Regions from separate parts of the Homo sapiens genome. Here region 2 is linked to region 1. The links are chromatin loops, found by intact Hi-C in ENCODE. Cell type or tissue: HepG2. All regions are shown on one strand. Each heading gives the region's core, and the rest is flanking DNA. Links, peaks and the distances in the headings are about the cores only.

Region 1 (2,500 bases), core at 1-2,500:
AAAATAAGCTACCAGTTTTCGTTTTTCATGATTGTTAGGTTACAGCAGAGTGTTCAAATAGATCTTGTTTTCAATTTCTAGGGGATATGGGATACTAAACTTGGCAATGAAGGTTTTTACTGTTTGGCTTTTCTTTTTCTTTTTCTGGCATTTTGTTTTTTCTTCTCTTTTTTTTTTAGACAGTCTTGCTGTGTCGCCCAGGCTGGAGTGCAGTGGCACAATATCATCTCATGGCAGCCCCCGCCTCCCGGGTTCATGCAATTCTGCCTCAGCCTCCCGAGTAGGTGGGATTATAGCGCCCGCCACCACGCCCGGCTAATTTTTGTATTTTTAGTAGAGACAGCGCCTCGCCATGTTGGCCAGGCTGGTCTTGAACTCCTGACCTCAGGTGATCCACCTGCCTCAGCCTCCCGAAGTGCTGGGATTACAGGTGCGAGCCACTAAGCCTGGCTTTTTCTGGCATTTTCTTTGGGGCTGGCTCACACATTCCCTGAGTGCTTTCCGCATGATCATCCATGACACACCACATGAAATTGCCTTAGTTGTTACTGTCGAGGGAAGTAGTATGTGCCAGTGCTTAAGAGTTGGGCCGAAGCACTGTCATTGTAAGACTGGTTTTTGAGTAATATTCACTAACTTTCATGGAGTCATACATCTCAGCTTGTGTATCTGGACAAATTATTTTACCCCTCTGTGCTTCTGTTTTCTCATTTGGAATGTGAGAGATAACGGTATCTGCCTTATAAAGTTCTTATGTAGATTAAAGAAGTTAATCCAGCCACACTGTATTTTCTTGTATAGTAGTTAATATATTTTTTATAAAATAATAGTATATTCTAATTCTAATTATATTAGAATTAATTATATAATTATATTAGAATTATATAATTAGAATTAGAATATAACTTTAATTTAATATAATTATATATTAATATATATAATTAGAATTAGAATATATATTAACTATTCCAATATAATTAGAATTAGAATATATTAACTATAATAATTAATAATTAACTTATATAAGAATATGTCTTCAAATAGGATAGATTTGGTCCTACCAAAACACCACCTTGGTATTCTACCTCCCTCTCTCTGTAGTACTATCTAAGACTTCTTCTAGGACTGAAGATAATTTGAAGTATGAGAGTGGTTTCTAAGAACTAGAGCACTAAAGTTTGAAACACTGGAATGTTAGGGAGACAGATGGAGATATGGGGGGAGTGGGGTGTTAGGGGTGGCATGTTTGGGGAACCCTAAACAGTTTGGTGTGCCTAGAGTTGACTGGGGGGTAGGGATATTTGGAGCTGTGACATAGAGAAGGAAGATGGGGTAGGATCCTAGAGGCTTCTCAAGTCCTGCAGTGGAGGGGGCTGAGCTTTCTCCTGAAGGCAGTGGGAGGCAATGTGATTTGATTGAATTGGAGAATGGGTTAGGGGGTGTGGGGAGAGAGGAGAGTTCCAGTGTAGGTTTAAAATATTAGGAGGCCGGGCGCAGTGGCTTATGCCTGTAATCCCAGTGCTTTGGGAGGCTGAGGCTGGTGGATCACCTGAGGTCTGGAGTTCAAGATCAGCCTGGCAAACATGGTGAAACCTTATTTCTACTAAAAATACAAAAGTTAGCGGGATGTGGTGGCACATGCCTGTAATCCCAGCTACTCGGGAGACTGAGGCAGGAGAATCGCTTGAGCCTGAGAGATGGAGGTTTCAGTGAGCCGAGATTGCGCCTCTGTACTCCAGCCTAGGCAACAGCCTGAGACAACCCTGTCTCAAAGAATAAAGGAAAAAAGGAGAAATCAAAATACATAACTAGATTATCTCACTCAATCCTCACAGTGACCTTGAGATGATCAAACTATTATCATCTGCAATTTACCATTTAACAGATAGCAACTGAGGCTTAGTTTAAGCAATTTGTCCATCATCAGATGGCTGGTAAGTTGACAGCCTCAAGCCTGGACTCCATCTGTCTGTGTCACTCCTCTTGGCTGCTTCCCCAGGGAGGAGTGGTTCTCAGAAGCTGTAGTGTTTAGAGAACCATGAGTCAGGAGGAGCCTGATAATTTTTATATTGTTTATTTTCTCTTTCTCTTATGTTGTGATTTGTAAATGTAAAGCCTATTGCTACTTTTTTTTTTTTCTGCAGTAAATAAATGTTGCTAAATACTCCCCACAGCAATGTTCTGGCTAAGCAGACAAAGACTAACATCAGCATCATTAATTTTGGAAATAAATGGCAAATGCTTGACAGTTACTCACTGGAGAAACATTTCCATTTGCCAGCTATTTAAATTGCAGAAGGATCTCAGTATGTCCAGTTCTGATTATAAAGTTCTGTTGGTATTGCAGTGGAATAACAGGAAGCTAGTTTCAGAATTATTTTTAAGGCTTTGGAGTGTTTACTTCACCTAGAAACAAGAGGTGATATCCTTTCAACCCCAATACGCTGCCCTTAAACCATCTTGACTCACCATGGTCTCTGTAGCTAGGAGCACTTAACAA
Region 2 (4,819 bases), core at 874-3,373, 600 kb after region 1:
CCAGCACTCCATGGTTCATGGCCATGCATCACTGTGGCTATGCCTCTGCCCTTACCTCTCCTTCTCTCACCCTCCGGCCTTCCTCTTAGTTAGGGACTCTTGTAATGACATTGCACCCACCCAGATAATTCAGGATAATCCCTCTGCATTAGTTTGTTTTCATGCTGCTGATAAAGACACACCTGAGACTGGGCAATTTAAAAGAGAAAGAGATTTAATTGAAATTACAGTTCCACATGGCTGTGAAAGCCTCGCAATCATGGGGGAAGGCAAAGAGGAGCAAATCATGTCTTCCATGCTTGGCAGCAGGCAAAGAGAGAATGAGGAAGACGGGAAAGCAGAACCCCTTGATAAAACCATCAGATCTTGTGAGACTTATTCACTACCACAAGAACAGCATGGGGAAAACCGCCCCCATGATTCAATTATCTCCCACTGTGTCCCTCCCACAACACGTGGGAATTATGGGAGTACAATTCAAGATGAGATTTGGGTGGGGACACAGAGCTAAACTATATCACTCTCTATATCAAAATCCTTAACTTGATCACACCTGCAAAGTCCCATTTGTCATGTAAGGTGACATATTTATAGACATGGACATCTTTGGAGGGCCATTACTCTACTTACCACAACCTAGTTGGCTGGCCTTGAAAAGGGAAGTTCTGTGCCTTCCTCTGCGAATCCCAGGGCCTTGTCCATGAAAGCTTCCTGCGCAATCTGTGTTTTCAGGTCTATCTCTGGTTTTTCTCCACCTACCTGTTTGTTATAAGCTCATTCATCTTTTTCTTTTCCTTTCTTCTTGAGACTGACTTCAGCATCTCCCAGCAAATGCTCCTTCCTTTCATGGGGATGCACATGGGAAAGAGATTGGATCTCTTTCCCATGTACATTTTTCCCATGTACATTTTCTACGCTTGGACTCTTTGGGTGAGCTGATTGGCCCAGAGGAAGGACCTTCAAGTCAACTGCACACAAATTGCAAATTTCTCACACTAATTCAACAGAGATGCCTAAGCTGGGTGTGGTGGCTCAAGCCTGTAATCCCAGCACTTTGGGAGGCCAAGGTGGGATGATCGCTTGAGCCCAGGAATTTGAGACCAGCCTGGACAACACAGTGAGACCTTCATCTCTACAAAAAAAAATTAAAATAAAATAAAAATTAGCCGGGCTTGTTGATGTGCACCTGTAGTCCCAGCTACTCAAGAGGCTGAGATGGGGGATCACTTGAGTCCAGGAGTTCAAGGCTGCAGCGAGCTATGATTGCACCACTGCATTCCAGCCTGGGTGACAGAGTAAGGCTGTCTCTAAAAAAAAATAAGAAAAAGAAAAAAAAAAGATGTCTTGGTTGGGCTGATTCCTCCCTAAGTACCTGCAGAATACTCAGGTAATTCCTGAGGCCCCTTTGGAGCTCTGAAATAAATTCGAGTGTTTTCCTGCAAAATGGAACATTAAAGTAGGAAGCAGTGGAAAAAGAACCAGAAAATCACTCATCACTTTTACAATAAATGCTATATGTTTACCTTTCCAGCTACGACAGAGGATGCAAGGTAACATGATGTAATACTAATCAGAGCCAACCACTACTGAGTGCTTCCTATGTGCCAGAACTGTGTCAAGCACCTTAACTATGTTAACTCCTATATTGCTCACATGTCATAAATTATACACATAAAAATATGAACTCATAAATATGAAAATACAAATTCGTGTATCACACATAGAATGCTTACAACATGAGAGAGGGTAGTATTACTGCCTGCATTTAAAGATGGGGAAACTGAGGCATGGAGGCATTACACAATTGCTCAAGGCCACAGAGGTAGTAAGGGCTAGAGTCACGATTCAAACTTAGGCTGTCCGGGTCCACAGTCAATAAATGACGTAAAAGATAATGGCTCCAGATATGTCAACGTATTCGAAGACGACGATTGAAAAATTAACCATCATGCCACGCTGTGCCTCCAGGGTCATCCCAGTGAAGTAAGAGTTTAGAGGAAGGAGAGATTATCATTTGCTGAGATTGGTCAAGGATGGGAAATAACCTGTACGGAGAACTTTAGCAAAGGTTCTTGGAGAAGGTGGGATGCCCCCTGCTGGTTGAGTAAATTCAATTTTCTTAACTGAACTGTCGTCATAAGGTCAATTTTTAATGATCATTTCCCCCTACTCCTGCTTTGGATCCATGAAGCGACTTTACTAGAAAAAAAAAAGTCAGTTTTTCTTTGTTCGAGGGGACTTTAGTTGCTAGGCAACCTATACCTCAAATTTGGGACTCATCTTTGATGCTAAGGACGGCATCCTGGCATACTGGACATTCATAATTTACTTTCCAGAGAACATTAACATTCAAAAATGGAGAGGCTATAAATGTGAGTTGCCCTGCATGTGTTTTTAAAATGGAAATCCTGATGAGTTTATTTCTCCAAGATGTCTTTTGCAACTTGCCTGTTTTGCTAATACACTCTGTCATGTATTAATTCTTAATCAATTTGCACTGTGATTTGGCTAGTTAGCAAATGGAATTGCATTTCAGCGACTTCCTGTTTACACTCAGAAACCTGAGAGTCATCCTTCATTCCTCTTCTTCATAACTTCTCGCATTTTAGCAGTCACCAAGTCCTGTAAATTTCACCTGTGAAAAGCTTTGTGAATGAATTTCTGCCTCCTTTTTTTCTACCTGGCAGATTTAAGGTATACTTCTAGACTCTCATAATTTTTCATCTCCGCCACTGTAGATTTCTAATTCGTCTTTTTGTTTTGACTTTTTCTCTCTTTTGGTCCATCTACCCTCTCCCCCTCCTTGCCTTCTTCTGTTATCTTTTAAAAAACATAGATTTCCAGCCTGGCCAACGTGGTGAAACCCCGTCTCTACTAAAAATACAAAAAATTAGCTGGGCGTGGTGGCGCATGCCTGTAATCCCAGCTACTTGGGAGACTGAGGCATGAAAATCGCTTGAACCAGGGAGGCAGAGGTTGCAGTGAGCCGAGATCACACCACTGCATTCCAGCCTGGGTGACAGAGTGAGGCTCTGTCTGAAACAAACAGACAAACAACAAACACCCCAAAAACAAACAAAAAAGCCCCATAGAGCTGACCATATTACTTTTGCTTGACAACTGGATGGTTTCTTCTGGTGTTGACCACACGTAGACTCCTTTTCATAGCATTCAATGCCTTTACCACCTGGTCCCGTTCGACCTTCCTCTGCTACCTCTCAAGCATATTCTGTCTTCCGGCCACACAAAACCTGTCACAGTTGTCCATATAATTGTCACAACTTTGTGCCTTTACAGAAGCTAGTGTTCCTATCTAGAACGTCTTTTCTATTTTTGTTTGTTTTTTTTTTTACAACATTGGTAGAATTTTTGTCATTTTTTTTTCATTTTTTGTTTTGTTGGAGACAGAGTCTCACTCTGTAATTCAGGCTGGAGTGCAGTGGCACGATCTCGGCTCACTGCAACCTCCACCTCCCAGGTTCAAGCCATTCTCCCGCCTCAGCCTCCCAAGTAGCTGGGACTACAGGTGTGTGCCACCACGTCTAACTAATTTTTGTATTTTTTGTAGAGACAGGGTTTCACCATGTTGCCCAGGTTGGTCTCGAACTCCTGGCCTCAAGTAATCTGCTCTTCTCGGCCTCCTAAAGTGGTTGGATTATAGGTTTGAACTACTGCATCTGGAAAAATGAATTTCAGTCATCTTTTAAAAGCCCAACTGATATTTCCCTTCCTACAGATTTTTTTTCAACCACATGCTCATCTCTATTCTGATGGCATTGTGAGAACACATCCCACTGTGTTATAGTTGTCTGGTAACACATTGCTCTTCCTAGACCAGCTTTTTTTTTCAGAGCATGACACACTTGATCAATGATGCACAGATACAGGACACACTGCGTTGTGCAAGGCTGAGCGATCCAGCTGCGTCTGCTCCCTGGTTTTCTGAATATTGAGATACACTGAGACCAGCGGCATTCTAGGGCTCACCTTGAATCTCTTCTCATTTATTTCTTTAAGAAGCCTGTCATTTGCAATTATCCCTAGTCTTCTCTAAGGCAAGCTATAAATGATTCATGACTAACTTCTCACCTAACCCTGAAGTGCAGGTGCACTAGAATGCTGTGTTTATAAACAGCTGCTCGAGTCTGTAATCCCATAATCACTGAACATGCTATACCTGTCTTTGTAGTCCAGTTACTTTGGATAGTGCTGGTACATAGTATGGACCCAGTAAATGCTCGTGATAGAGATATGTTGGATAGGCTGAATACTTGTGTTCTTATGGTCATTGTTATGTGGAAGTAAGTTTCACTTTCATATAGTAATAGATAAAAGTTACCGAAGTCGGCTGGGTGTGGTGGCTCATGCCCGTAATCCCAGCACTTTGGGAGGCCAAGATGGACGGATCACGAGGTCAGGAGTTCGAGACCAGCCTGGCCAACATGGCGAAACCATGACTCTACTAAAAATACAAAAATTAGCCAGCATGGTGGCTCACACCTGTAATCCCAGCTACTCAGGAGGCTGAGGGAGGAGAATCGCTTGAACCTGGGGGTGAAGGTTGCAATGAGCCGAGACCATGCCATAGCACTCCAGCCTGGGTGACAGAGCAAGACTCTCAAAAAAAAAAAAAAGTTATGGAAATCCTTACTATGAGCTAGGCAGTGTGTGCTAAGTCCAAAGACTAACAGGTTATCTAAGAACTGGAGGCCACTGAAAGGATTTCCACTGCCCAAAATGGAATGATTTAAGCAGTAAAAAAATAATAAATGCAATTGGTAGCAACACATTAAAAATATATTCATATAACATATATAAA

Evidence for each region. A loop is a pair of places that touch in the nucleus more often than their neighbours do. Peaks named below come from ENCODE experiments on the same cell type or tissue, not always from the same donor. Only the 100,000 strongest peaks of a DNase experiment are listed, where the experiment ranks them.
Region 2: it touches region 1 in a loop (14-fold over the local background); 3 of 110 quality-filtered maps call a loop at or near these places.

The regions. Positions count from the first base shown.
Region 1 is chr7:72,783,783-72,786,282 of GRCh38, reverse strand. The region is part of intron 6 of TYW1B (tRNA-yW synthesizing protein 1 homolog B); the gene reads left to right. Among named protein-coding and RNA genes, the nearest start is that of TYW1B, 43 kb to the left of the region's middle. In HepG2, for the core only: no CTCF peak of the experiment used is centred there; no DNase peak of the experiment used is centred there.
Region 2 is chr7:72,181,302-72,186,120 of GRCh38, reverse strand. All of the region lies in intron 3 of CALN1 (calneuron 1), which reads left to right. Among named protein-coding and RNA genes, the nearest start is that of CALN1, 230 kb to the left of the region's middle. In HepG2, for the core only: a CTCF peak has its summit at 2,090 (motif pointing left); no DNase peak of the experiment used is centred there.